Regions from separate parts of the Mus musculus genome. Here region 2 is linked to region 1. A link is a loop called in an ENCODE intact Hi-C map of the cell type or tissue named here. Cell type or tissue: heart. All regions are shown on one strand. Each heading gives the region's core, and the rest is flanking DNA. Links, peaks and the distances in the headings are about the cores only. Region 1 has its middle 37 kb from the start of Gm19866. Region 2 overlaps A530065N20Rik (RIKEN cDNA A530046M15 gene).

What was found. A loop is a pair of places that touch in the nucleus more often than their neighbours do. Peaks named below come from ENCODE experiments on the same cell type or tissue, not always from the same donor. Only the 100,000 strongest peaks of a DNase experiment are listed, where the experiment ranks them.
Region 2: a loop joins it to region 1, with 2.4 times the contacts of the local background. A loop is called at or near these places in 2 of 42 quality-filtered maps.

The regions. Positions count from the first base shown.
Region 1 is chr13:59,944,621-59,960,449 of GRCm38, reverse strand. No RefSeq gene overlaps it. Among named protein-coding and RNA genes, the nearest start is that of Gm19866, 37 kb to the right of the region's middle. In heart, for the core only: a CTCF peak has its summit at 7,455 (motif pointing left); a DNase peak (open chromatin) is centred at 11,789; H3K27ac peaks cover 201 bases.
Region 2 is chr13:60,045,577-60,061,405 of GRCm38, reverse strand. All of the region lies in intron 1 of A530065N20Rik (RIKEN cDNA A530046M15 gene), which reads right to left. Among named protein-coding and RNA genes, the nearest start is that of Gm35193, 8.5 kb to the right of the region's middle. In heart, for the core only: a CTCF peak has its summit at 6,607 (motif pointing left); DNase peaks (open chromatin) are centred at 6,585 and 7,195.

The DNA of each region.
Region 1 (15,829 bases), core at 4,182-12,181:
GAAGAAGCACAGAGTTAGTTCTTTCTGTCATTCTTCAAACATCCCACAAAAACCCAGCTGGCCTAAGACAAAGACTTGACAGGAAACCTTGATGAAATCAAGGTAGGCGTGAGACGTGTGAGGCTGCTGTTTGTAGAACATGGGATAACCATTGTCTTAGTCGGTGTTTCTATTGATATGATGAAACACTCCATGACCAGGAAGCAAGCTGGGGAAGAAAGGTTTACACTTCCACATCATAGTTCATCACTAAAGGAAGTCAGAATAGGAACTCAAGCACGGCAGGAACCTGGAGCAGGAGCTAAGGCAGAGGCCATGGAGGGGCGCTGCTTACTGGCTTGCTCCTCATGGCTTGCTCAGCCTGCTTTCTTATAGAACTCAAGACCACCAGCCCAGGGATGGCACCAGCCACATTAGGTGAGCCCATCAGTCACCAATTATGAAAATGTTCTGTAGGCTTGCCCACAGTTCAATCTTATATTTTCTCAGTTGAGGTTCCTTCCTCTCAAATGGCTTTACTTTGCGTCAGGTTGACATCAAACTATCCGGCATAACCATTTACAGTGAAACCCTTGTGTTTAATGAGTAGGAATGCTCACCAGTGATACAAAGGACAGTAAACCCGTAGACATTGGCACAGATGGTTATTGTCTTCGCCAAGTGCCACGTTGTGCACATAGTGTTGTGTGCTAACCTTCTATGTGACTGGCAGTGTGGTGTGTTTGTTCACCAGAGCATCACAACTGACACTAGTGTGAGTCAGACTGTTACTACATCCCTGGATGGGGGATTCTCTCAGCTCAGTGAGTACATGAGCACCATCACTGCTGTTTGAAATGTGGTTCTGCAGTGTATGACTGTACTTCAGCAATGCTATTCCCAGTCTCTCTTGACTTTATTACTGTCTTCCTATAAACCAGGTATGACCCAATGGCAGCTCTTTTGCCTCATCTGTTTTTCCTCTCCAACCCTTGGGTAAAGCTTGAGTGGCTTTAAGGAAGGCTTTCGTGTTTAACTTGCAAAATTAAAAGACCCAGTCTCATCTTTTGAGGGGCTTACAGTGTTGTGGGGAGACCAATAATTTGCCCATAAAATAATCGGAGCACGAGGAAGGAGTGTGGACAGTATAGTGTATACCTGGAAAGCAGAACAAGGAACCAGCCATGAAACCCAAAGAAGGATTTATAAGCAGAATATGCTGACTGCATAAGAAGAATATTTTCAGTCAATAAAGGAGTAAGCTTTAGATAATGTACATACAAGTAAAAATAGACAAAATTGCAGTCTGTATGAAAGACTTCAAGACAAATACAAATTAACCAATTAAATTAACAAATTAAATGAGTGGTAGATATTCCCTGCTATCTTTTCTGCTGTGTTAGTCAGAGTTCTTTAAAGGAATAGAACTGATAGATGGATGGATTGATGGATGGATGGATGGATGGATGGATGAATACATACTTAGATACATACATGCATGCGTGCATGCATACATACATAAATACATATGCATATATGCATACATACATATATACATAACAATACAACAATACATACATACATAGATGCATACATATGCACATACATACTTAGATACATACATACATATATGCATACATGCACACATACATGGATGGATGGATAGATACATGCATACATACATACATACATAGATACATACATACATGCATACATGCACACATACATACATAGATGGATAGATACATACAAACATACATAGATACTTAGATACTTATATACATGCATGCATACATACATATATACACACATAGATACATACATGCATAATACATAGATACATACAGAGATAAATAGGTAGAAACATACATACATATACATGCATACTTAAATACATACATGAATACATACATACATGCACACATACATACATAGATGGAGGGATACATACATATATACATACATACTTAGATGCATACATTAATACATGCATGCATAATACGTATACACACATAGATGCATGCATCATACATAGATATATACATACATGCATAGATAGATAGATAGATAGATAGATAGATAGATAGATAGATAGATAGATAGATAGATAGAGGTAGAATTTATTAGAATGGCTTGCAGGCTGTGGTCCAGCTAGTCCAACAATGCTGTCTACCAATGAATTCAGTAGTTGTTCAGCACACGAGGTTGGATGTCTTAGCTGGTCTTCAGTATATGTCAGAATCCCAAGGAAGCAAAGCAAGAGCAAGCAGGCAAAGAAGAGAAGCCTTTTCTCTCCCACACCCTCTATATAGGCTGTGGCAGAAGATGTGATGCAGATTAAAGGTGGATCTTCCCGCCTCAAAAGATCCAGATTAAAAGTGTGTCTCCCAGCTTCAAATGATTCAACCAAAGGGGGAAAAATCCCTCCCAGGTGTGCCTGGTCACTTCAATTCCAGATGTAGTCAAGTTGACAACCCAGAATAGACATCACACCTGCCTTACAAGTGTCACCATGATCATGCAAGTACCCGCAACATGTTCAGCTCTGAATAGGGCATTGGGAGGTGGGAGGGATAACCTCAGCCCTTAACAAGCACATTACATCAATATCGAAACCAAACAGGAGGGGAGAGATGGCTCAGGGGTTAAGAGCACTGACTGCTCTTCCAGAGGTCCTGAGTTCAAATCCCAGCAACCACATGGTGGCTCACAACCATCTGTAAAGGGATCTAAAGCCCTCTTCTGGTGTGTCTGAAGACAGGTACAGCATACTCATATACATTAAATAAATAAATAAATAAACAAACAAACAAACAAATAAATAAATGTAAAAAAGAAACCAAACAAATGCGTCTGAAAACACCTGCAAAATAGTGCACAGCCCAGTGCACAGCCAAACCATGAGTCTACTGACAGGATGTACCTAGACATTCTGTTGCACGAGCTTCAAGACCATTGAGAGACACAAATGAAAGATCAAGAGAAATTTTGCTGAGCCATGAACCTGGGGGATAAAAATTACATTCAGCCACATGTAGGAGTGAAAACAGCACAGGAATTCACAAGACATGTGAAATGTTACTACTCACAGGCAGCACAGATGTTGCTTGCAAACAGAAGTGGGCTTGAGAGTCTGATACAGGACCTGGATGACAGAGAAGGCTAGGCAGAACGGGCCAGGCTGGAAGGCCACTGAGATTTGTGGGATGCTTTTCCATCCTGAAGGCCCTGAACAAACCTATTCTGTGCTTGTCACCCAGTCCTGTTACCTGTGTCCTCCTTGTTATTCAGCCACAACAGCCAAGGAGAAAGGACGATGCTTTATTAAAGTGCTGTAGAAAGAAACCAATATCCACAAATGAAGGGTCCAAGGCTCAGCGGGGGCATCAACGGCCAGGCTGCACCCAACAGCCTTGAACTTTCCCCTAAGGGGTCTGAGCCCTGTGTGGTTGGTTAGGAAACAAAGCTCTGGACACCAGAGTTTTGGAGGACAGAGGAAAAGGAGAGGGAAGATAGTGTGTGCATTGGGGGTTGGGGGGGGTGTCTTGTTAAGTTTATGGCCGATTAACATTTGCCATAAAGCAGACTCCATCGTTCAGAGAGGCAATCTCAATATTAACCGCAGCTCTTTGATTGACAGAGTGCTTTTCTGCCCTCCACGGCTGTCAGGGACCATTTAGCTCTCTCTCTATTTCCCAAAAGTGATGCCTGTTCTAATGGGTAGTCTAAACACATGGGTTATACATAGGGAGGCCTGACTTAGATGCATTTCATTGGAGCAGAGCTTGCCTCTGTCAGGAGCTGGAGGGAGGGCTCAGCCAATCAGGACAGTACACCCTGTGTATGAGAACAGAGTGGAAGGAAACCAGGGGAAGGAGCCAAGAGGCAAACAGAGGAGAGAGCAGAGGTCAAGGAGGAGGGGCAGAGGAGGGGGATAGCAAGATTGAACTCTGACATGCGCTGAAAATACAAAGTTAAAAATCCATTTAACTGAAGCATAAACAGTGTATACTTACATGGTTTGGAAGGGGACTGCAGTGAAAAGTCCTCCCCTGTCCAAAGCTTCAGTGTTGAGAGGACCTTTCCGGCACTAGAGTCAGTCTATGACTACCTTCCTATGGTAAAGGCACTCAGAATCCATTCTTCTTGTTTGGTTTGGTTTGATACGAATGCCATTCACCTTATGTTCAGCTGCCCTAAAATACAACGGCTTGCCAGGACTCCCTCCTCTCAGAATCTAATCTCAGAATCAGACTAGCTATGACCAGTCAGACTGGCTCCTACTCACCCCTACTCCCCCAACCTCCCACCCCTCCCCACCCCTGCTCCCCAGCATCTTGGGACCATTCTACTCTCAACGTCTGAGTCAATTTCCTTAAAACTTTTCTTTTTCTTTCAGGGTACATCTGGTCATAAATGAAAATGTGAAGCCTCATTTTTCAGACTTGAAGTGAATTTCATAATTTCTAAGAACTCAGCCTGGGCTCTGACTATCTCAACACATCTTATATTTCATTTTCAACTTATTTTGCTTCTTTTACAACAGATCCAAGCAGCACATATAACACACAACAAAATTTCTGTTTTCTGAATTCTTTTAAGTGGGTTCTCTGCTCTCTAGGGCCAGTATAACCAGTGCCATGATGTTCTTCACTTTGGGAAAGAGTCAGTATTCAAATATAAATCTAATACATGTACTAAATGATGGCTATGAAGTTTTTTAATGGGCTCACTCTTCTAACTCGACACATGTTCATAGTAAACTGAAATCTAACTAACAAAGTCATCTAACTTTGTCTTCTGAGGTGGAAGTAGTGGTAGTAGCTGTGGAACCTAGAGCCTCATGCAAGCACTGTATTCTAAGTCAAAGCCACAGCTCTTAATTTTACCTCATATAATTTGGTCAAAGTCATGAAAACTAAACAAATTAGAAACTTTCAAGAAAAATTATCAAATCTTACAAACCTGAAATAAGCAATGTTAAGTATCTAAAGATAATTACTGTCAGAGAATTTCAACAAATACACAGAGAGAGAGAAAAGAATAAAAACTGATGGGTAGACAGGTAAGCAGAAGGCAAATAAGAGATGAGAGATGATAGAGAGATGAAAGATAGATAGATAGATAGATAGATAGATAGATAGATAGATAGATAGATGGATGGATGATAGATGGTCGATAAATGATAGGTACATGGATATATTGATAGGTAGATGGATGATAGATAGATAGATAGATAGATAGATAGATAGATAGATAGATAGATTGATAGGTAGATAAATAGATGATGGATAGTAGTGGATAGATTGATAGGTAGATAAATAGATGATAGATAGATAGATAGATAGATAGATAGATAGATAGATAGATAGATGATAGATAGATAGATAGATAGATAGATAGATAGATAGATGGCAGATGATAGACAATAGATAGATGATAGATGGGTAGATAGACTGAGAGATAGGTATATAGATAGACAGGCGATAGTTAGATGATAGGTAGATGGATAGATATATTGGTAGGTAGGTAGATAGTAGATAGATGATAGATAGATAGATAGATAGATAGATAGATAGATAGATAGATAGATAGATAATAGGTAGACAATAGATAGATGATGAATAGGTGGATAGATAGATAGATAGATAGATAGATAGATAGATAGATAGATAGATAGTAGGTAGATAGTAGATAATAGACAATGGCTAGATAATAGGTAGTTAGATGATATAAGTAGATGAAATAAATGATTTGGATAGATGTGTCATTTTTAAAAAATTATTTATGTGATGGTATTTTGCTCTGTGTGTTTCCTGGATCCATGGAGGCCAGACAAGGGCTTCAGATTTCTCAGAACTAGAGTTATAGACAATTGTGAGCCTCTATGTGGGAGCTAGGAACTGAATCCCGATTCTCTGAACAGTCAGAGACCAGGGATGTAAGTCAGAGGTAACACAGTTGCATAGTATGCATGGGGCCCTGATATGAACCCTAGACTACAGAGAACAGACATGCCCACAAGCCAATCTGCTGTAGTCAATTTGTCTATGGAGGCTCCCCCTTTCCAGGTGTGTCTGAGTTTGTGTCATGTTGACAAAAGCCCGCACAAACAGGAACTTTAGTTATCTACTTCTGGATAGCCTGCTTGCGATTTTTGGAGGGCACACTTAGATTATCTCTCAGATAGACTCTTGCCAAACCCATTCCCTAGGGTCCTTCTTGCTCCAACCTCACTCTTCTCAGGTGTGTCTAGGTTTGTGTCACATTGACAAAAATGAGGTCACCAAGAGAGCAGTTTGAGCACTTTCTAAAGCATACATTTGAGGTTTACAATGGTAAGAACTCAGGCCTGGGTGAGTTCCCTGGGTCCAATCCCATATACCACCACTTTCAAGCTCTATGACTTTGAAAACGCTACTTCTCACATGGGTAGAGTTCAGATCTTTACCGAGGGGATTAAGTTAAAATGCCCACAAGCCAACGTGAGGCAATTCCTCAACTGGGGCTCCCTCTTCTCAGGTGTGACTAGGTTTGTGTCACATTGACAAAAATGAGGTCACCAGTATAGATGGACCCTGACCCAAAATAACTGGTGTCATTGTAAGAGGGGTGTTAAGACACAGGCACAGGGTGATCATGGGAATGCATGTGCAGAACATGGTCCTCTGAAAGTGAAGGAGGCAGGACAGGTTCTAGAAGAGCCTGCCCCAGATGACACCCTGGTCAGAGGGGATGTATCTCGTTGTTTAAGCCACGCAGGCCTGAGGAATGTGGTTACTGGGGCTTTAACTGATACATGTATACTACTGCCTCAAGCTTAATCGTCTGCACTGAAAAAGTAGGAAATGATATCTACCTCCCAAAATTGCCAGGGAAATCTGTAACATATTGCCTGGCACGTGGAATGTCCTACGGAGGAGAATAACGGCAGTTAGCCCATGCTGAGGCATCCCTTCTTCCATGAGGGACCAGCCACAGGACAGTATAGTATAGAGTAGAATTTATTCAGGGCATGGGGAGGGGAGTTAAAAGGGTAGTAGAGGCAGAGAGAAAGTAGAGAGTGGAGAGCAAGAGGGCAAAGGGCAAGAGAGAAAGGAGGGGGCAAGCAGCCCCTTTTATAGTGGGTCAGCCGTACCTGGCTATTGCCAGGTAACTGTGGGGTGGAGCTTAGACAGGATGCTAATGAGGGTGGTGGGTAATTCCTGTTCTAAGTTCCTCACTGGCTCCCCACTACCCAGAAAAGAAAATCCAACCATGTTAGCATGGCTCCATGATCTAGTTCCACAGCTCTCCACTCCCCACTTGCAGACGCTGTAACCATTCTGAACAGCTTAGCTACAGCACCATGTTGTCTGGCTGCCCTGAACTTTGCATCCTTGTGGCTTTCCCCTCCTTTGCAATTCTGTTCAGACCAAATATTCAGTGCAGGTGTCTTCTCAAGAGGCCTTTCACTGCCTACTTCTGCCCCCTGCTGAAACAGGTGCCCACAGCACTCCATCTTACTTCGACTGGGTTACAATATCCCTGTGTAACGAGTGTTCCTGCCCTATCACTTTCCCGGTGGGTTCTGGGTTCCCTGAGAGTTCAAACCTGATTCATTAAGTCCCCAACATAGATCCTGGCATAGCCCATGAGCTAATCATGAACTATGATCTGTTGAATGAATGAGTGATTCCCTTCGTGGGCAAAGGGCCTTATGAATGCTCCTATGGTACACTCTGGAGCTCGACAACACATTCAGTGCACACGCAGGCCCCAGTATCAGCCAAGTCACATGCAAATAACTGCACGCATCAAAACAATAAGAATGTTGGTTTGTTTTTTAAAGTTATATTCAGCTGGAAAAACCTTGGTGTGCAAGCAATTTACCTGCATAAGCCTCAAAGGGTAACACTTTTTAGAAAAAGAAGATAGGATATGTTCTGAAAAACTAAGGAATTTATTTACAAGCATTCTCAGGGCATTTTTGGCCACCAAGCATCTCTCTCAAATAAAATGCCAAGAATGTTTCTGAGGGCAGCAAACACCTATCACTCACTTGGGGGGGCTCATCTCCGTGCTCCTGTCACCACAGGGGCTCCTCTGTGCTTTACAGTCCTGCTTTCTCTGCTGAGGGAACAGCAGCCCTGAGCAGGAGATCTCAGAGCTCAGTCTACACTACAGCCATTTTCCCACATAAAGGCTGGCCAGGCTCTCCTGGTCGAAGAGGGCATTGTGTTCCCCCAAACACTGGCATGGTGGGTCTCTGTGAACTCAGCACCAGGAGTTCTGGACTAGTGACTTCTACACTCTCAGATTCCATTTTGGCTTTAGCTACAAGAACCTGGAATCACGACAGTGCATTGATCTCTCTCTCTCATACACACACTTATCCTCAGAAGATACTTCCCCAGACCCCTTCAGCAGAGGTCGGACCGAGTTCTCTATGCTTGCACAGCTCTGTCTAATCTCTGTACTTGCACACCTATGTTGAACCTCTATGCTTACAAACCTATGTTTACTCTGTTTACACACCCATGTTTAATCTCTATGCTTATACACCTATGCCTAAAGAATAAGTTAGGCATAGGGAAATAGCAACAACAGCTACTCGTAATGAGGTAGACTAACAGGGGCCAGAGAGACTGTTCAGTGGTTAAGAGCCCATACTGTGTTTGCAGAAGACCTGAGTTCAGCTCCATTACCTATGTCAGGCAGCTCACATCTGCCTGTAAATCCAGCTCTGATGACTTAACACCCTCTTCTAACCTCTGTGGGCACCTGCACTCACACACACACACACACACACACACACACACACACACTCAAAAATAACTATTAAAAATAGAACAACTATACCAATCTATAGCAAGATACTAACAAACATCACTATTCCCATTCTTTGGAGCCAATATTAAATAAAAAAGGGGGTCACTTGAACACAAACACTGAGTTATAGATACCCAGCATGGGGGATTTTTTCACACCTTGGACGCACGGAGTAGAACAGACCAAGCAATCATACACTCATCAGGCTTATACACAGTTTAGAACATGGTTTTTCTTCACATTCGTGGACAATGGTTAGGGTCAGATGACTAGGACTGCAGAGGGGGAAGCTGTGTTGAGAAGGCATGGCTGTACACTGAACTGCTGACTGGTAACCTCACCGACTAACACTGCTGCCACCCCTCCTCCCTCTTGAACACAACATGAAATTGTCAGACTCCCTCAGGAACTTATCCTACTTTCAGAGAGCCTGAGAGTGGGCTCTGAAGAGGCCCTTGCTGCAGACCCTGGCCCTACTCATAACACCTGTGTCATCTCCCCGTGCCTCAGTCTCTTTATCTATGAAATGGAGACAGCCAAATGATTCAATGCATGTGAACAGAATGCAAGTTGTAAAGTTCACAACAGACTCTATTTTTAGGGGAGAAGATTTGTGCCTGGTACAATTGAGGTAAAACTTGTTCACTACCCCAGCAGCTACTAATCTTTTGAAAGCAACCTGAGAAGTTTAAAATATATGACATAATTAAGAAAATATATTTGTTCTTGCCATGTAAAGACTTATTTTTTAGTACTAGAATCATCTAAAACCATATAACGTGTGTACATACCACATGCATGTTTTACATACAAGCACACAGATACACATACAAGTTCATTAATACATACAAGCTATATCTGTCTTAGGAATAAAGTTGCATTAATATTCTACCTAAAAATGTGTTTCTTCTGTTTTAAACTGAGTGACTTGAAGCCAGGTATGGTACATCATGCCTTTTATCCCAGCACTCAGGAGGTTGGAGCAGTCAGATCAAAGCCAGTCTAGGCTACATGAATTCCAGGGCAGGCTACAGAGTGAAGCCCTGTCTCACAAAAACAGGTACCATAGTTTGATGCTGCAAATCCTGTTTACCAAACTACCGGCTCTTGCATTTTGCTAGGTTTAAGAATTCAAGTCTCCAAGGCAGAGAGCCATGCGCTAATGACCTTTGCTTCATAAGGAGTATCAGCAGTTTGTGCTGAGTAAGGACTCTGACATCAGATCATGTGGGTGAAATGCCATGGCTCCTGTAGCTGTTTCAAAGGTGACATTCTGCAACCATTTGCCTGACAACAACAACCAGAAGGTCAGAATAGTACGCAGAAAAATAAAAATGCCTCTTGTTCTTCAAGTGTGATACAAATTCCCTGTCCAAGGCAACACGTTGGGTGTGGGATCGCATACAGGAGAACGCTTGTGCAGGTGATGGGCACAGATACTCTGGAGAGCCACAGAACATGACATAAATAAATAACTGCTGTGCTGTAGATTCTTAGCTACCCAGGCAAAGAGCAGCTCGCTGCAAATGTGCAAGCTCAGAAGGGATGCTCACCTTCAGGCTGTGGTGGGTGTGTACTCTCAGCATCAGCTGCCGCCTGCAGGGCCACCAGAGTCTATGCAGCATCTGCCAGTCACAGAGATCCAGGTGAGAAAGAAAACAGACCTACCAGCCACTTTCAAATGGCAGGGTTCATACCTTCAGTGGAAACACGTAGGCTTCACAATGCCCACTAAGCCATCTATTGCTCCACTCTTTGTTCTTTTCAAAACAATTTTAGACTCTTGGGGGCTTCTGCCTTTGTGTGAGTGTCACGGCGCCTGCCGATCAAGTGAGGCATGTCTGTGTAGCTCCAACTCAGCTGATAGAAACTGTAGCAAGTCCAACAGCTAACACATCAAGCTGAGCTTTGACAAGGTTGAAGAAACTGCACAGTATGCTTTTAAAAGTTGACGGTGATCCCTATGGAGACGCTCAAGACTTCAGTACAGGCTACCCAGCATGCACTGGAGCCAAGGAGGTGAGGTTTGAAGTGAGTCTTGAAAGTTGGATGACAGGCATCTGTCTAAGAGATGGACAGCCTTGCAGTGTGAATTAGGGGGTGGGAGGAGTACAGTTTCAGGGCACAGAAAAGCAAGCAGCTAAGTTCCGAAGTTGGGAACCAGCTTAGTGTACTTACAGAAAGTCAGGAAAGAAGCCAGCGTTGAAACCTGCATAAAATTAGGCTGCCTCGGGTGAGACCGAGCCTACCCACCCTGACTGACACGCCAGGGCTTGTCACTACGAACTGTTTTTCCTGGTGCTTCAGGCAAACTCAGTACCAAAGGAGCGACGGACCTTCATTTTATACTCTGTGATTGCAAGGTGGTCTCTTATCATCATCTCTTATCATAATTCTGCATGATGATGTCATAATCCGTTTGCATGTACCTACGCACTCCCTTTTCCTTAAGGATGTAAAAGAAGATTGGGTTTTTTTGAAGATAATACAAAGCCCAGCAAAAGACCATAAAACTTCATGAGATGAGAGAAATAATAATATACAGATGAGAAGGAGACAAAGATGAACTCGGCACTCATTACAGACCACACAGAGCTCTTTGCCTCCCGACAGCATGAAGAGAGACTTGATGGTGACAGGAACTTGGTCATTTAATCTGTCATAGTCACACATACCAGTAAGCCATCAGCGGCATGAGGGATCATCCGCATCCCGCCCTGTCATTTTAGGAGGTGTCAGGTGAGGCTCTGCAGCCAGCAAGTATGATCACAGAACTGGGCAGGGCAGACTGAAGCAGCTTTCAGAACTAAGGGAACTCCTTCAAGGGGGGAGATTAAGAATTGGAAGCATGCACTCAAGGCGGGGACCCCCGCCATTTCATCATGCACAAATGCTGGGGAGGGGCTCATCAGGCCCCACCCTTCACCCTCACTGAGGGACTGTGAGCAGTCAATAGCCACTGGAGCTGTGGGTGTTGTTAATCATGTGACCGCTGATAAGCTGCCCACGCTCCAGTAAACGAGTCGCGAACTCATGTTCATGCCAAAAACCATAATTAGACATAAATAGGGAGTACAGTCCAAAGCAGAAAGGGGTTTGCTGGCAAGAAAGGTTTCAGTAGGAGACGGAAAAGCGTGAGAGAGGGTGATGAGGACGAAGAGACCCACTGCACCCCCCCAAATAAATACATACACATATAAATTATTAAGGAATAAAATTTTTAACTTATTTTTTAAAAAGCAAACCCATGACTAGATACCACCTTCCATATGGTCTAGAGGGTCCTTCAACAGGTGATGTTTCTTCTGCAAAAGCTATTGTGGAGATGTGAAGGAAGGAACACTTTAGGTTCCCAAATAGCTTGTCTAGCTACTGTTGCCATGTGCTGGCTCAACCCCAGAAACCAGCACAAGGCTGGTGGGACAGCGAGACACCTGCACTCTGCACATCCTTCAGCATCGGACCCACTGCCGAGTGTGTGTGAGATCACCGCACACTCGCTCCCCGATGCGTTGACACAGGAGGTTTTTAGTTGGGGGTTTATTTGCCTTAGGGAGTGGCATGACCACATATCCTCATCCTGTGGAGAACGTGTTTTCAGTAAAGCTATAATTCAGTCATTTGGGTCTCTTTATTTATGAGGAACGGCTCCCTGGGTTAACTTTATATTGTCCCAAAGGAAGAAAGGCACAAAATGTAGGCATAGTTAGCTGAGGACCGCTAGACATAGCTGCACTGTCCCGCCATAGTGTAGCAAGAAATAAATAGGACATCACAGCCATGTGATCAATGGTAATAAGAAGAATAAGAATTCTAAAAGACACAAACTAGAATGGAGACAGCCACATGAGGTGTTCTGGGAGATTTGGGAAGAAAGGAAAGCAGCAGTCACAGCTACACACAAGTCAGCGGAGGGCTCTCCTTAGCTACGGTGAGGGTCATGCTCCTGTCGGAGGACATAGGGCAGGAGCCAGGTCTGCAGCTGCTCCCTTCTCCAGCTGCTCATCTCTGTTCAGGCCCTGGGCCAGATGTATGCAGGGCTTGCTTAGTTGATTACTGGAGTCACTGAGCAGAAAACCAGTGCAAGCACAAGGACCAGGGTTCCATGCCCAGAATCCTGGGATGTCCTGTGCTCAGAGCTACATAGCTGAGGAGGTGGAGCCAGGAGGGTCCTCGAGGTTCGCTGACCAGCCAGTCTAGAATAATTACTTAGCTGCAGGCCAATGAGAAGCCCTATCTTTAATAATGTGGACAGTGTTTCTGAGAATGATACCCAGCATTGTTCTCAGAATCCATGTGTATATATACACACACACACACACACACGCATGCACACATACATACACGCACACATGCACATTCACACATGCACACACCCATGTGCACACATACACACACATATGCACACATGCAAACACACACAAACACACACACACATGTGTGCACACATACTCACACATGCACACACGTGCACACACACTCACACATGCACATGCATGCACACACTCACATGTGCACACACACTCACACATGCACACACTCACACATGCATACACTCACATGTGCACGTCCTTACTTTGAGAAAAAAACGTCAGCAGCAAAAGCATTTGATTTTCTCCCTGAGGACTGACACAATGTCCAAGGGCACGGACAGCCCCCAGTCTGTTACTATTTGGGGAATTTCCATTCTTTTACAGTTTCTATAATTAGATGAGTTTTTCTTTTAATTAGAGGAAAAAAGATTTATACCATTGTGAAGGAATATTTTTAAAAATTATTATTAAAATACTATCCTGCTATTCCTCTCTCTAGCATGCCAAATGTTTTTCTGTCATAATTCACAACATCACCCAAAGAAGAGAGCTCAGACACCCCTCAGAAGACTTACTTGTAGAAGGCTGCTAGACCATTGATGACTTCATAGGACCCAGAGTGGGCTGGCAGCATGCCCGACCATCCACCTTCGAGAAGAAGGCATCCTCTTGTGCAAGTTATAAAACAGGTCTCAGCCTCTCCAACTGTGTTAGGTTTGTCATCAAGACTACAGAGTTTCAAACGACCCTGTGATGCAAAACACCAACCCACTGGTTAGTTTACCAGATTGCACACCCAGGATTTCTCAGAATATTTTTTTGTGAACCCCGATCTACTGAGTTGTTCGTGTGACAGAATGGAACTTTGCTCAATGAACTTCCTCCTCAAGGTCCTTTCCTGCCCTAAGCAAAGAAAACTGATATATTTCAACTTTATACATTCATTCTGTTTTCTGACGTTTGAGTTATTTGATCTCAGGCCAGTGTGGGCCACATCTAGCTGGCTCCTGTTTTGTTGTGAACAACCTGGAATCTCAGTGCTTTTCTGGCCTCTGGTGAGACACAAGTGCCTCTTGTGCATTTGTGCCAGACCTCACATCCCCTTGTTCTCTTGGCCCATCATTCCCATTGCTGGCTGTGACCAAACTGAGCCTGCGGTGGCTTGAGAGCCAGATTTTCCCCCCCTAAAGCTCTAGTTAAAATACCTTCCATGACTCAGTCAGCCCTTTACAGGAGCCATCTCCAGCCCAGCCAGGAATCAGACCCCTATTCTCTGTCTGACCCTGACTCTCCTCTACCTTCCATCCTGCAGTACCTTTTCCAACTCCCAAACTACTTCTTATCATTTTGTCTAGGACACACACACACACACCTCCAAAACCATAGATGGTTGGAGTTGCAAAGAATCTCACATAAATTAGGTAAACTCCACCCCTTTGTTTACATTCAGTGTAGCACATTGCAAAAGCAGAAGTTCCAAGCTCCTTAGGACAATGTGGGTTAGACTCAGCCTCCAATGAGGCTGAGGTTATGAAGGACTAAGAGTGACCACACAGGGAGCGGAGTGGCATGCATCTATTAAAATAGTAGGGGTTGGAGGGATGGCTCAGTGGTTAGGAGTACTGGCTGCTCCTCCAGAGGACCTGAGTTTGATTCCCAGCACCCACATGGTTCCTCATAGTCACTGGTAACAACAGTTCCAAGAAATCTGAAAGTGTCTCCAGGCAACAGGGACTCGAGAGATACACAGACAAGCATGCGTGCAAAACACCCACACACGGAAAATAATAATAATAATAATAATAATAATAATAATAACTTTTAAAAATAATCTAAGACAAAATGAGTCATTTATTTTTCTTCTTTTAAAAATGGTAGGGGGCTGGAGAGACAGCTTGGCAGTTAAAAACACTGGCTGTTCATCCAGAGGTCATGAGTTTAATTCCCAGCACCTACATGGTGGCTCACAACCATCTGTAAGAGATCTGATGCCCTCTTCTGTCATGTAGGCACACATGCAGATAGAGTGCTCATATACATAAATGAATAAATCTTAAAAAAAGAAATTACTAGACCGTCTATGGATTTCAGTCTTCATACTACTATTTAGTTCCTATGTCTAAATATAGTTTAATGCACAATATATACTAGCAGAGCATGCATGTAATTTAGAAATAAATGCAATGTGGTACACACAAAGATAAATGCTTTCATATATACATACATATATATGTGTGTATATAAATTATTTTAACTGATGGGGTTGTACTCCATAAACACACACACACACCTATCTCAGCTGCCAAACCAATTGCTATACATCTAGAATCCCCAAGCTTGCTGGCTCATGCCTACTGTTAGCCCAGGAACTATTGAGCCATCTTAAAGAGGTCCCTTCCTTTGCACACTCCTCAGCTCTTTCAAATGCTTGCTTTGTAAAGCCACACCATAAACCCTGTGGCTTCAGGTGATTTCGATCTGTTCAGATTCCTAAGGACGCTTAAAGGCAATAGCTCCATTTAGATCATTTATTCTCTGAGAACCGTAGGAAGGGTAGGTGGCTAAAGAGTTCAACCTCTTCTTGCTGGGCACCTGAGCAATGAGTTTATTTGGGTAAATTTCTGGAAATGGAACAAGACCTAATTGAAAGGCAAGCATATGATTAGGGGTGGGGGTGGGGGGAGATCCAACTGTTAGGACGAGCAGGATCAGGAAGCCTGTGACCA
Region 2 (15,829 bases), core at 3,040-11,039, 100 kb before region 1:
GACCCAGACACACTGTCAAAGCACAAAAGGATAATTGTCACTAAGAGATGACTTTGTTAGCAATCTGACAGACTGGACTTAAACTGATTTCTGGCATCATAGGAAAGAGTGGATGTTGGACTATGATGTTCTTTGTCCTCGGGGCGGACACTGGACCATTGGTTGGTTTGTACTTAGGAGAGAACCATGTTTCTTAGAACTAGATGCCAGGATTACTGTTATGCAGGGAAGATGGCTTAAGCCCTGTCTGAAATTCAGGCTTCAGTTTTGTTAGTCTTCAGGAGCAGTCACAGTTTTTCAGGTGAGCTTGTTCCCCAGGTTACCTATGGAGGACAGCATCGACTGTTCCCCATGCTGGTGACTGAACTGAAGCCAGCCACCATCATCAACCTCAATCAGCAAGTCAGGACACATCCTGTACCTTCCAAAAAAAGCCCGGCGTGGTCTAGAGTTCCCTCCGGAAGAAGCTACAGGATTAAATCTGGGGTGGGTGAGAAAGGTTGGATGCCTCGGTCTCTCAGCAAGTCAGGCGAAGGGTGAATACTGTGCATCAAATGGATGAGCAGGACAAGCTCCATACAGTTGGATACAAGAAGAAAGAGACAGCAAAATTTAAACAGGAAGCTGGGCCATCAAAGTTGAGAAATTCCCAACGGAAGACATGCTGAGTCGTTTCTATACTACAACAGCAGCAGCAGCAATGGCATGGCCAGCTCATGAGTTCTTTTGGCTCCCAATCTTGGGGATCTATGGAACCATTGCTTGGGACCCGAGGTGAGGCAGCATCTCACAGCAGAAATGCATGGGAGATCCAAGGAGGGGCAGCCTCTCAATCCCCATTGTCCGCTTTCCTTCCGCTGATGACGTAATAGCTCTTGTCTCCTCCCAAAATACCACCTTCATTAGCAAATCTTTACCCAGAGCCTTTGGTGGACATTCAACCCCCATGCTAGAGCAGAAGAGCTCTAGAGAAGGGTGGCTTGAGTCCGTGTTCAAGCTGACAAAGGAGGGGAGAGAGAGCAAGGAGAACAGAGGCGTCTGATGCTGCAGCGGACAGGGATGGGAGGGGCCGTGAGAGACGAGCACTCGAAGACACGGTGGGGCAAACGTAGATAGGCTTTTATTTTTCCTGTGGGAAAGACCAGAGCCTTTTCTCTGTGAGGGAGTTGAAGCCACACAGTAGGGGTAAGCTTTTAAAGTTTACATGGAGGGTGGCTGAGTGCTCCGGTTGTGAGTGAGTCACAGAGCCCGACAAAATCCATGGAGGTAACAATGGGTCCTGCAGTATCTCTGCCATCGGAGGCTGGGAGATACAGGAAACTATTAGGGTCTTCCCAGGCAAACTGAGCCACCTAACACGAGGCCATGGGTATCAGGAAGGAAGAGGGAGCGAGGGAGCTAAGTGTTTGCAGAGCTACACTCCGTGGGCATTGCGCAGACCCCTCACAGTCTCTCCGAGCTTTGTGTTCAGTCAAGGAGACCCCGTGCCTTGGTGGCATTGGCCGACCCTAAGCCAGTGTCTTTGCCACACTTTCCCTAAGCTGTGGGCCTGCCCCTGTGTGAGCTCGGTCTTCCCAAGCACTCTCTCCACCAGCGGAGCCAGTGAGTCAAGGCTTCTTGGCTTTTGCTTGGAATCACAAGACTGAGAAACACAGACCGGTGTGACCTGTAGAGAGACTCCAGAAAGTTCTAGATCCAGGGCCTACAGACTATGTATACAGTATAACTGGTATTACACAATTCCTAAAAGGAGCATAGATTTGCCTTTTGATGTTTAAAACTGCAAAAATGTGAATCGTGTGTATTTGATAAAATTGAAGAATTAAGAAAAATAAGATACCCATTTACCCATGTTCTTCACTCAATTCCGCCTTCTCTTCAGCTGCTATCCACAAACAACAATTTATTGTGTAGCCACTTGTCCTAATTCTCTATTATTACAATTTCTTATGTATTAGAAATGCCCCTTTCTATATTGGTTTGTATTTTATATATTATATCAGACAACATATATTTTTCTATAATTGCTTTTTTCCCTCAAGAAGCCTAGCTATATTTTTTGTTTTTAAATTTTTATTTTAAAATACTAAAAATTCAGATAAAACCTTCTAAGGAGGTAATGCGTACCACCAGCCAAGTCCAGGGTTTTTGGGTTGTTTGTTTGTTTTGTTTTGTTTTGTTTTCTTCCTGAACCTGTATCTTGCTGCATTGTCATAAGAATACACTTCCTACCACTGGCACATTCTGGGCTCTGGGCATCCTGAGCAAGAACAATCATATTTGCCTCAGCCCTACCCCTACCCTCATCTCCACCCCACCTCCACTCCCTCCTACACCCCCACCTCACCTCCACCATCAACCCCCTCCACTCCCATCCCCACTCCCTCCTCCACCCCACCCGTCCTCCATCCTCATCCCCACCCCTACCTCATCCGCACCCTCACCCCCACCCCTACCTCACCCCCACCCTCATCCCCACCCTCACCTCTATCTCTACACTCACCCCCCACCCCTACCTCCTTCCCATCCCTCCTCCACCCTCACCCCTCCTCTTCCACCCTCACCCCACCCCACTCTCATCCCCACCCCTACCTCACCCCATCTCTCCTCCACCCTCATTCCTCCTCCATCCTCATCTCCACCCCTACCTAACCCCCATCCTTACCTCTACACTCATCCCAAATCCACCTTCATCTCCACCCTCACCCCACTCTTTCCCACCCCCACCTCCACAAAGGGAAGTCATAGTGACCCCAAATCCCAGAAACCCTAAGGAGACAATCCACTAGCTGACTGCCTTGCATCAACCCCTACCCTTCAGCCTAAAAGTAGTCAGTGCACCCTAAGAAACCAGGGCAGCTCCATCTGAGGAGAAGTTCGGGGTGAGCATTTACAATCCGAACATCTGTAACCTCCAAAATCAATGCTCAAAACACTGGTCTTTGGAACATTTCAAGGTTTAAGATTTTTCAGATTGGGGATGTTTGGGTGAAGTCTGTGGAAATATCCCCGGATCCGAGCCACTGAAGTCAGAAGCACTCTGGACAAAGGGCACTCACTGAGCCTGCTGTGCAGGCTGTGGCACTCATTTGCACTATCTTAACAATGAGCAATGAGAAATACATCAGCTTGAGATTTAGGGTCATTTGTATGCAGTTTAATTGGCGTGCCAAACATCAGGAAGAACACTTCACTGGATTTAACGAAAACCACATTGCTGGCTCATGAAGCAACAGTATGAAGCAGTCCGTCTTGTAGCACGCTGGCATGCGAGAGCGGTTAGAACAAGGGAAGGGAAAGGGCTGTGATCTTCTGCCCCCAGACCACTTTTCCAACTAATAACGGCCATTGTAATAATTACTGCTTGGCTCAATAAGAATTTGCCCCTTTAAACACACGGAATCACTGGCCGCCCCTGTTGTTGCTTCTGATGTTTTGGCACGACATTTAAAAAGTCCCAGATTTTTAATGAAGGTCAGATTCCTTCACAACAGGAAAACATCTGTCATAAACACTGTACAAATATTTATAGGGCTAAGCGGGCGGTGGACAGCTTCCCCTCTCTCCTTTTTAATCACGCTTGAATGTGCAAAGACAAACAAGCAAACAGCAAACATAGCAGGTGACAGAACTTGCCTAGGAGGCTCAGCCACACAGGGCCGCAGAGAAACGCCAAGAGCATCCTCACAGCAAACAAACTGTTGTGTGCAGTTCCTACTTGAGTTAGGTCGCCAGACTCTTTGGTTTATGTTATTTAATGACAGTCTCTTTTCCTTTCAGGTTTACTTTTTGTTGTGCTGGGAATTGATTGCATGCCCATGGTACCTGGTGGTGAGTTCCCCACCGCTGAGCTAACTCCCTAGTCCTGGTGGTGGCAATGGTGCTTCTTTCTCCTCCTCTTCCTCCTCCTTTCTTCTATTTTTTTTTTTTTTTTAGTATAGAGTTTATTCAGAACTTGGGAGGAGAGTTGAGAGGGTAGTGGAGACAGAGAATGGGCGGGGGGGGGGGGGGAGCTGGGAGTGGGGAGGGAATGGGGAGAGAGGGTAAGGGCGGGAGCAAGAGCATCCCCCTCCTCTTCTTCCCCCTCCTCCTTCTTTCTTCTCTTCTCTGCCTCCTCCTTCTTATGAGAAAATACTAAAGTAGCAAATGTGTGACTTTCTCCTGATAAACACCTCCCCATATTTAATCTATATGACATAACTAGATATGCCATGTTTACTATACACTACAGTGAGCTAATATTTACATGACACCAAAAAACAGACTAAAACATTTAAATCAGCTTCCCCCTCCACAAAAAAAAAAAAAAAAATGGAAATCACAGCGGATGTTGTTGCTAATGTTCAATTTTAGAAAAGTCTGCCTTTCAACTCCACCCCTCCCCCCCATTTCTACTGTCAACATTAAAGAAGAAAGAAAGAAAACTGGAGCAAAAATGAGAAACAAAAACACAGAAAATCAGATTTGCACAATAGAGCTCAAGTTGTATATGGAGGAGAAGAAATAGCACTAGAGGTCTTTATTAGGAGAAAGTTCTCAGACTCATGACACGAATGACCCAGCTTTCCGGGCCTGACTCTGAGGTGGGCATTAGAGCATCAAAACCTATGAAGGCAGGAGATGGCAGTGTTGACGTTCCTCATATCTCACCTCACGACCTCACGACCTCACGATCTCAAGACCTCACCTTGCCAACTCGGGATCTCAAGACCTCACGATCTCAAGACCTCTTCTCAATGACCTCACCTCAAGACCTCACTTTGCAACCTTACCTCGAGATCTCGAGATCTCACCTTGCCAACTCGAGATCTCACGACCTCGAGATCTCACAACGACCTCACCTAATGACCTCACCTCGCTACATCACGACCTCAAGACCTCACCTCACTACCTCACCTCGCAATCCCTTGACCTCACCTTTCACCTTGCGAACTCGAGATCTCACGACCTTTCGTTCTCAACTGCCTCTCCTAGCCTCACCTCGTGATCTCACCTCATGACTTTACCTCTAGATCTCACAACCTCTTCTCACCACCTCATGACCCCTCCTTATGGCCTCACGTGCAAATGATCTCTATAATCATCAGACCTGAATTCAACAGAGCAATGCAAAGATGGCTCAACATTAGAGAGCCAATGTGTGTGTGTGTGTGTGTGTGTGTGTGTGTGTGTGTGTGTGTGTAATTAAAAGGCCAAAAAAGAAAACCCATTCAGTCAGTGTCTGCATTTGCCCCACCCCAGCATGGAATTCTGATGACGACAACAACAACAACAAAACTTTCACCAAGCCAAGAACATAAAGTAACAGCCTTGATCAGGCAAGACACCTACAAAATGTCTATAGCTAGCATTATTCCCAATAGTGAAAGACTGGATAGCTCCCTTAAGACAAGGAACCACATAAAGGTGCTCTCTCCTACTACCCCTTGACCATACTGTCCCTGTGGCTCTAATTAGTCACGAGAAGCTAAAATGGGCAAAAGGTTGAGCATAAACTTCATTGAGGAAGACCTGAAAATGTCAGGTAAGTACAGAAAAGACTTCCAACAGCCACACCCACAACACAAACAGAAATATATACTCAAACCACATTGGCATACCACTGTACAGCAGATTAACTGACTTGAAAACCTGCCCCCCAACTTGGCAAGAAGAATGGCAGCTGTCTGTGCTGTTCTGGGTGGTGGAGAATGGACGGTACACCAGCTTAGAAAACAGCTGGGCGGGCTTGGAAAAGCCAAGGGATCCCTTAGAAAGTATCTTGTCCTTCCATTCCTAGGTACTTCATGAGATAAGAAAAGAAACTTGACTTCTATACACATGTTCATAGCAATAATATTTACAGTACTCTAAAAGCTTGGCCGTGTTGCTCAGTGACTGGGTGTGCGTCCAGTGTGTCTGAGGCCCTGGGTTAAAGCCTCATCACTCGATAAACAGAAACAAAGATAAAGTAAAATAAAATAAAAACAGTGCCCATCAGCAGCATGTAGAGAATTGCAGTATGTCTAGATCATGGAATACTTTCTAACACTGCAAACAAACGACTATCTGCATTTAGGATGACAGGATTAGCCTCTCCATACACTACCAAGTGAAACAAGCCAGCAACAATCTAATGGATGTATGTTTCCACTTACATAAAATTATAGAGGGTGTAAGCAGATCTACGGTGAGAGAAGGGGCTCAGTGGCTTTCTAGAGGTAAGGAACAAAGGCAGAGTTGAGGCAGGAGGATTGCAGAGGTCCGAGGAGACCCACAGAAGGTGAATGGGATCAGTTTTCTTCAAGGGGCTGATCACTGATCAATTCACAACTTGATCCCATAATGGCAGAAACTTCCAGGTGAGATCTGGCTGAAAGAAGTAGGTCACTGTAGTGTGCCCTGAAAGAGCATCTCTTGCTCCCCACCCCTGCTTCCCTCTCCCTCTCCTCCCTCTCCCTCTCCCTCCCCCTCCCCCTTCCCCTCTCCCTCTCCCTCCCCCTCCCCCTTCCCCTCTCCCTCTCCCCCTCCCCTCCCCCTTCATAAAGGGTGTGAGGTGACCACCTTCCCCTGCTACTTGCTTCCTACCATGAGGTGGAGCCTTGCCTCCAGCCTCATCAAAGAGCCACCTGCTGGGAATATACACAGAATCCATCTCCACTCCAGGAAAGAGACAAATAAGGGAGGGCCGAGGGACCAAGGCGCCTGTGCTTATTTCCTTCTGTGTTTCTCCCTTGAGGCTTCAGAGACGGTCTTTAAAAAACATTTAGCCAAGTCCTTAATGTGTTTTACCAAACACTTTTCCCCTTGATTTCTAAACCCATGTGTTATTTCAAGAATAATAGAAACCATGTGTCCCTGACATATTTACACTTAAATCATCAAGATGCTATTTTGTTAGAACGTTTTGATGTCTTTGGAGGGTTTTTTTTTTTAATGGGACCCTCCTAGGAGCAGCAAGTCCCCATCACAAATAAACAAATAATTAAAACAAGAAAAGGCCTGAGTCAGGACCCAGTTTCAGACGAGGCTCGTGGGACAGATTTGAGACTTGGCAAGAGGTGTCATTCTCCCCTTGCCTCGGGAGAGAGACTGAGAATAGAAACTGGTGTCTGACGGTCACTTCTGAGTTGCGTAATTCTGTTTATGGCTCCAGAAGAAACCAAGAGAACCCGAGTTCGGGGAGCACCAATCTGATGATGCTTCAGAACTCAGTCTTGCAACCAGGACCAGAAAAGTACAACACAGAAGCCACGCCGTGAGACCTGATAAAGACCAAAGGGGGAGACTGCCCAGAAAACCACACCCTGGAGAACAGTCAGCCATGTGTTCAGAAAACTCCCCTGGGTCCCAGAGTCCCAGTGGTCCAAGCTGGGGCCTTCCTTCCTCTTGAGACACTCTGCGGCTCATAATTCATAAGCCTGCCCCATGAACCCTGCTATAGTCCAAAGATAGTTTATAATTGTGCTTTGCTCTCTGTATGTCCAGATCCTTGGAGAGATGACAAGCGACTCACAGAGCCTTCCCTCAGCTTCCCCAGGATGCCACTGGCAAAGGGGACAGAGTGGGCATTGGGGGTCAGACAGCTGGAATCCTAGCACCACCACCTACCAACTGTGTGAGCCTGGGCAAGGCCCTTCGAAAGCAGTGTCTTCATCAGCAGAGGGGACCTGATGAGGATGCCTGTTCCTTTGGAAGGGAGTGTGAAGCTGGGATTCATGTTCCTGAATACCAGAGATCTGAGGTACCTGAAGCTACCGTTCTGACAGCTCACTGAATGGGGAAAAGATCTTCCAATGATTACTTAAGCAGAGGTTTATCCTTACTTCACAAGAGACTTTAGTAAAACACACAGATGTTACATTTAAGGAGATGGTCCACCAAATGTTGTTGGCTAGTCTTCCCGGGCTAGTCACCTCATACATACCTCTTGGTTCCATCAACTAACAACTCTCTCCTCCACAAACTGCTGTTTTCAACTCCATAGTATACAGGGCATCTCTGCTTGTTTTGAAAAAATCTCTTAAGGAGCACTTCAGAATTTTAGAACTGGAAAATGCCCTTTCCCCAACTTTGTAGGTAAGGAAGGAGCTGAAGTCAGCAATGTGGAGGGACTCATGCAAGATCACAATGGTGTCTGCTAGCCTTTGGAATGAAGACTTAGGTTGCTTGGTTTCCAGTGGCCTCCTCTTCTTCCCCTTCCTCCTTCCCTTTTACTTCCTCCCCATCTTCCTCCTCCTCTCTTCTTCCTCCTCCCCTTCCTGCTCCTCTCCTTTCTCACCCCATCTTTTTCCCTTTTAACAATGTTATTATATTTAAAACAGAATTCAGAACCAACAGACTGTTTTTAAAAACTAGCCTTATCCTCTGGACAGATGTACCAGACTCAGTCAGAGCTTCTGGCTAGACATTAATGAAGAGTTTGGTCTCTGAGTGTCCTCACTTCTGGGTGCCAGTAGCATGTTTGTGATTACCCAAAAACTAGGGGGAATTGATGGATTTGGAAAATATTTTTGGAAGATTTTGCTAAAGAGGAAAAGAGGGCATCTGGCATGTGTTGGTTGGCATATTATTCGAGAGGAGCACAAAATATGAAATACAAATTGTCAAATACAAGGATGTCTGAGATGTTCAGGACTGCTGAGCTGGGTAACCTGCATTCTGGTCAGGCCTGGAGAATAGTTTCCATCTATCCCCAGAGCTCATGCCACTCTGCCTGACAAACTTGGGCTCCTGAACTGGGTCCAGGCATCCAGGTGATTGTGGTTGCCACGTGTCATTAAAAATATATCCCGTGACATTCCATCTACCACTTCATCAGGCTTCCATGAATGGAGGCTCCAAGGCAGAACAAAAAACAAACAAACAAAAAAAGCTGACCAAGTTGGACACCTGAAGCACGGATGTCTTTTAAGGGAGGGACATGGCTGGTAGCTGTTGAGGTGGCTCATAGTTAAAGGTGACTACTGCCAAGCCTGCCAACTTGAGTTTGATAATCAGAACCCACAGGGTGAAAGGAGAGAACCAGCTGCTGACAGCTGTCCTCTGAACTTCACTTGTGAGAAACAGTGTATGCTCACTCATATTCCCATATGTAGAGAAGAGAGTAAGTCACATATATTGTGACAAGGGCTATGGAGAAGAGATGGAGTCATATATAGTGTGACAGTGTCTATAGAGAAGAGATGGAGTCATATATAGTGTGACAATATATATAGTGGGCTATGGAGAAGAGATGGAGTCCTCTGCAGTATGGAGAAATCTACAGAGATGGCCTCAAACCACAACAATCTTGTCCCATATGAGGAATTCTTGCCCAGGCCACTGCTTCCCAAGCAGCTAAACCTGGAATGCAGCCCAGATGTTCCCAGTTGTGGGAGGGAGGACCAGGGTGGGAAAATTCAGGAGTCCCTTACGGATGGCAGCCACCTTGTCTCAATGTCAACAAAACAAACAAATAACCCTGCCAGGCAAATGCAGTAGGATGGGTGGATGCTTTAAAGCTAACACTTACTTAAGAGCAGTATTTATTTATTCTTAGGTAATATCATACAAGCATACAAAGTAGCTTGATCATATTCACAGGTAGCCTCCTGCCCAACCTCATTTCACATTTTTGGGGGCTCAGTTTCCTCTTCAGAAACATGGGCATTAGGATAGTGAGGTTTTGCTGTGAGATTGTAGACACTGGGAGTGGTGCCACACACTTGCAATTTCAGCTCTCTGTAGCTCAAGGCAGAAGGATCACAAGTTTGAGGGTGGCCTAAAATACAAGGTAATTCCCTGTCTCAAAAAAAGGGGGCAAAAATCACAAAGACAAGGACCCTAACCTTCTGAGGTAGGTCCATCTAATGCCATTTGCTGTCATTTTGCTGATAACAAGAGGTTTGGGTATTTAAGTAACTTCTGAGGTCAGGCAGCCCCTAAGTAGCAAAGTGGCTTTGAATCCCTGTAGTGTGTGCTACAGAATATATATATATATATTTGCAAATAGCCATTAGCACAAGGCACTGAGGATAGAAAGTACCCAAGGTCAGGTCATGTGACCACTCTGTAGCAACTCCATCAGTGGAAACAATTGAGAAATAAAGAGAGACAAAAAGGAGTCTATTTAGCAGGTTGGAAGAACGTTACATAAGAGGGAGGGTTCAGATCAGTGCCGAGTCCTCCTTGCCTCAGAGCAAGCTTGCCCCTCACCTTCTCTTAGCACCCTCATTACTCCAGCAAATTAAGAAGTGACATAGAATCGCCCCCTCCTGCCACTTTACCCTGAGCCCCTCTCTCATTTAGCCAGGTTAAACCATCTTCCTTAATTACCAGTGGGAGCCCAGTCTTGCACAAGCAGAGCATGGATGATCAGTTAAAACAAGGGACCTTTGTCTGGCGCACACAGTTAGGCATCACAGTCACCTTAATTATGCAATGATGTCACCCGCTACCCGGGGGGAAGTTCTGAGGCTTAAACCCTGGGAGGCCCATGAGTAATGAGCACTGTGTAGTTCACCGCCTCTGCAGAGTGGCTGCACATGGGTAACTGGAAGAGGAGACTGGCGGGGGAGGGGGGGGGGGCAGAGAATTGTGGTCAAATCTTGATTCTGGCATCCTTGAGCTGTGCGATGTTGGAGAAGTTCTCCCCATTTGGGTAATAAAGTAAAAGTGTGACTTATGTGGTTGGAGTGGTGTCTCAGCTGATAAAGTTCTTGTCACACAAATGTAAGGACCCACGTTCTCATCCTCACACTTGCATAAAAAGCCAGGTCAGGTGTACCTGATATCACACCACTGGCCAGGAGGACACACAAGAGGGTCACTCCATCCAATGGTGAGGTCCAAGTTCAATGAGACCCTGTTGCACAATACTGAAGTAGAGATCTCAAGGTCAGCTTTAGAATGCGTGTGGACACATGAACACACACACACCACAGAAAGAGAGAGAGAGAGAGGTAAAGTGATTGAAGAAGACACTCTGGCCCCCACGTGCATGCACACATCCCACAGCCCTACACAAAGAAGCCATTTCCCACAGGATGGAGAGATACTAGTGAAGCAGGGTGTCCATGCCTAGGGCAGTTTTCAGAGAAGAGAGTCACATATGTAGCAAGGGGACCCTTGGCAGTAAGAAGATCCCCTCCCTTGCCACCCAAGGAGAACACAACTGGAACTTCCTGTCACTAAGGCCTGGCCTCACGATCAAGTCACATCACTTCTGTGGCCTCATCTTCTCTTTGTATAATGCACACTGACGTCGGCCGGGCTTTGCTTGGGGACCCTGGCTAGCAGAGGATGTTCATTTACTCCTAAACACAAATGGAAGACAAATGGCTGTTGGGGCACAGATGAGGCCTGTGGTTTCTTCCGGACAGAGAGAAAGTTTGATCACCAGCTGCTTCCAGGGCTAAGCCAGGCTCTTCCCTAAGGGGAGGGGCTGCATCCCTATTCATCCTGTCTTCTTACCATCGCATGAGCTGCTGGGGCAGCATAGTCCCTTCATCCCCTCATCTCTTCCTTGTTGAGGGTGGATAAAGGCACCTGTCTCCCTCCTTGTAGGCCAGTAGGATAGCCAGATGTCTCAACTCTTCACTTTCCACAATGTCCCCTGTCAGCCAGCACACAAGTGCTGAATCTCTGGTCTCCCTCCTGCGGTGACTCCCAGCACTGGGGTCTCAGCCTTTCCCAAGAACAGGTAGGGAGTTTCCTGCCTCTGTTCAGGTGGTGAGAACACCAAGGCACTCACTGGGATGTAAGCACAAGGGGTCAGAAGTGTCACTTGGTGGGACTTTCTGAATGTAGGTACACTGACGTGTGTAATCACACATCCGCACAGGTGACATTCTCTCTCTCTCTCTCTCACACACACACACACACACACACACACACACGCACACGCGCACGCGCACGCGCACACGCACACGCACACACACTCACACTCATATACACATACACACAGAGACACACACACACTCATACACCTATACACTTATATGGAAAAATCCTCATAAGTACACAACTCATCCTCAGATGAACACACTTCACAGTCTCAACCTTAAGCATACAGACTTGCCTCTCACAGAGCCATAGGCACGCTCATTCACACACAGTCATCAATGCACACACATGGGAACATACACCTTTACACTCACTCACACATTGCCACGCATGCACGTGCACACACACACACAGCCATTGCCACACAGGCACATTGCCCACCTCCACATGGGCACACTCACTCACACAGAGCCATACACGCCCATACACACACAGGCACACGAACATTCATCCACCCACGGACATCAGCACACTCACATGCATTTGCACAAACTCACACGCCCTACACCACCCACAAAGGACATAGAACTCCTCGTGTACCGAACTCCATCTCTACCAATCGGTAAGAGATCCAAATCCTGCGTAGAACTTTCTTGAGATCACAGGGGGTGGGGGGTGTTTTTTAATGATGAGGGAACAGGCTTGGCACTGAGGCATCAGAAGCCAAGTCACAGAGCTGACGTGGCTTCATTGAATCCAGAGGCAGCCCTGGTATTGTGTGCTTTGGGGAGACATCCCACCATGAAGACAAGGCCACCCATGGAACGTTGTCCTCTTGCTAATCCTAGGCTTATTTACAGTGTGAGTCCTGGGAAACAAATGTCCCAGCCTTGCACATGACAGTATCCTCGTGGGTGAGCTCTTCCTGGTTTGGGAACTCTTGAGAGCACCTGGGAGAGGCTACACCCAACCATAGTGAGTGTGGCGCTCAGGTGGCCAAGCCCCAGTCAGGACACTGGGAAGGCGGCGGGGGTGGGGGTGGGGGCATCTCAGCCATCTCCCAGGCCACTATCCCACCCTGCTGCATGAGTGGGCTGCTGGAGACCCGAGCCCACTGGGGACTGTGTGGGTGGGGTAAGACAGTGCCCAGCTCTGTGTGCCAGCTCTTCTTACTAAAGAGCCACATGCGTTGTCATGTCAAATGAGGAAAATATTTTATTTTCCACAGAGCCTGGGGGCTTCTCATCCTGGCAGAGAGGATACACACACCAGAGCACTTGGGCTGCCTTGGAATTTGAGCAGACTAGCGAAGAATGGAGCCCTCAAGACCAGGCAAGCTGCTTCCATTCAGATGAGTCAGCAGTCCACTTTTTTTTTTTTTTAAATTGGGGCTCATCAGAGCTACAGTTTCCACTCTTATGAATATGAGAGACATTTTTTAAAAACATATTTCTTTGTCTGAAATAAAGGTGCTAAATCCTTCTCTGGATGGCCTTAAGTTATTAATCACTTGGTTCTCTAGCTAGTGAGGCCAGAGAAAGCACATTTCCCCGAACCTTGTCACCACACACAAACTTCCCTTCTGCCACATTGACTCCCCCTCCTTGAAAGATTCCTGAGCCCAGCTGCCTTCCTGAATTCCTTCTCCCTCCTCTCTCTTCCCTCGCACTTGTGGCACAGAGCCACACTTCCATGGGAGCCAGGCTCACCCATCCCAGAAAAGCATCAGACCAGAGTTAAACAAGATAACAAAAGGAAAGGGAGCCGAATTCCCTCACAGCTCTGGAGGCTGCCAGAAAGGTGTGGGAAGGTCCATGTTCCCATGCACACTCCAGGGAGGGTCTGTCTGTCTCCCTGGCTGTGGCAGCATTACCCTGGTCTCTGCCTATGTCTTCAACTCCCCTCTCATGTATGCCTCAATCATCTTTCTCTTATGAAGACAGCTGTCCCTGAATTGGAGCCCACCGGGGAATCTTTTTCAACCTCTTTAACTGATTGCAGCTGCAATGACCCCTTTTCCAATAAAGGGACAGGAGTCTACAGATCCAAAAGTCCAAGAGATTGGCCACAAGTCTTTCCTGAAGCCACCATTCACCAAATAACTGCCACAGCACACAGAAAAACAACCAGCAATAACATACATTGTAGACATAACATAACATGCCAGACTTGCTATGTAGGCCCCTCGAGTACATAGATTAAAATAACTTTCCCATTTGAGTTACATATTCCCTCTGTGCTTGGTACTCCAGGGTAGGTAATAGTGGCCTCTAAAGCATAGTCCCCTCTGCCCCACTCAAAACCAACTGTGATGTCACCCTTGCTCCACCAAGGTAGCCAGGTAGTCCTCTGAGTGAGCCACATTGCCACATTGCAGTGAGTAGCCTCTCATTCATGCCCCTGCCTGAGGAAGCTGTGCTCAGGCACAGTTACCACAGGTAGCCAGTGTGTAGAGGAGAGGGCATGGTAAAGGCAGCGGGTTTTGCCTGTCACCAGGGCAGCAATGGGACCAGGTACCATGTCGACACAGCCAGTTGCAAGACTCATTAATGACAATTTATCTGTCTGGCTTCTTTTATGTGTCTCGCTTAACAGTGGCATTAGTCCCAGAGTCTGGGATAGGAGGACAGTGTATAAAAACTGTTTTTGCCCAGCTCCATGCTGTAGTGGGCACTCACAGTGGCACAGAAGATCCTGGTATCCCCCTGCAAGGCTGCATGGGGAGTGGGCGAGTACTGAGGGCAGAGGTGTCCTAAGGCCTGTTAGCAACTACCTCTGTGCTGTCATTTTATAATAACAAGTCTGACCTTCTGAGAAAATACATGGGGGGGGGGGGGAATTAAAGCATTGCTCTAGTTGTCTTCATCATGTGTGTACTCTAGAGGGGAAGTTCCTCAGTGCTACATAGGCCAGGCTGCTGAGGCACGCAGGGTCTTATGGCCTGTGTGTGTGTGTGTGTGTGTGTGTGTGTGTGTATGTGCGCGTGCACACACACACACAAGCATACAAGCAGGAGCATACACACATATACATGCACAGACACACATACACACACATGTACACACACACACACACACATACCTTCTGGTGCTCATGATCAGCCAGTTGGTGGTAATATCTTTGCTTCTTCATTGACTTCCTGTTCTCCTCCCTTAGTAACCTAAGCTCCATCCATAGGCCTTATCCATGCTCCATAGATAGTTGTCTCCCATCTGAGTGGAACAGAGCTGAGGATGTAGCTGGAAACAATCTTGGACTTATGATCCTCCTATCTGTGACAGGCAAATGCCATGATGCTCAGTTATATGATGCTAAGGATCAAAGCTCAGATTCGGGCGTGCCAGGTAGGCAGCCTGCCCACTGAGCTATGTCCTTTGCCTCACATTCTGAATCTCCAGCTCTGGTGTCCCCTCTCCAAGTGATGAGACTTTAAGATACTGGGGTAACTCTAAAGCCTGCTTTTCTACAGTTGGGGTGTCCTTCCTCACCCCACCCCACCCCAACCACACTTGACTTTCAGTTTCCTGTGGCATGGAGAAAGACAGTAGGATGCTAACAGGCTAAAAGATGGCACAATGTATATGTCCACCCACAGCTCCAGGAGACCAACTAAAAATTAACTCTGGCACAGAAGGGGTTAAGGGTCCAGCGATGTGGAGTGATCCCTTTTCATGGCTTTTCTGACAGGCTGAAGCTGATCCAAACCTTGTTTAATGAGCACTTATTGTCTACAAATAAGCTCATAGGGCGTCCTCCTGTGTAATTAACCCAGAAAGGAAGCATTTGTTCTAACCTGATGGTGTAGCTCAAGAATTAATTGTGGGATTATTTAAAATTACAATCTTGTGATCCGTTCCCCGAAGAGGAAAGAGAGAAAAAAATTACTAAGGAGTCTAACTCTATGTGACTTTTTTTCTGGATTTTGTTCCCTTTTATTCTTGGGAAAACCTCAGTCAGACTGCACTGATAACGTGCAAACAGAAGGGGACTCTTCCGGGCATCTTGCTACATATTGCTACATAGTTTCACAGAAGGCCAGGCAACTGGTGATAATGGCTCAATTTAGCATATTTTTAACACCCCC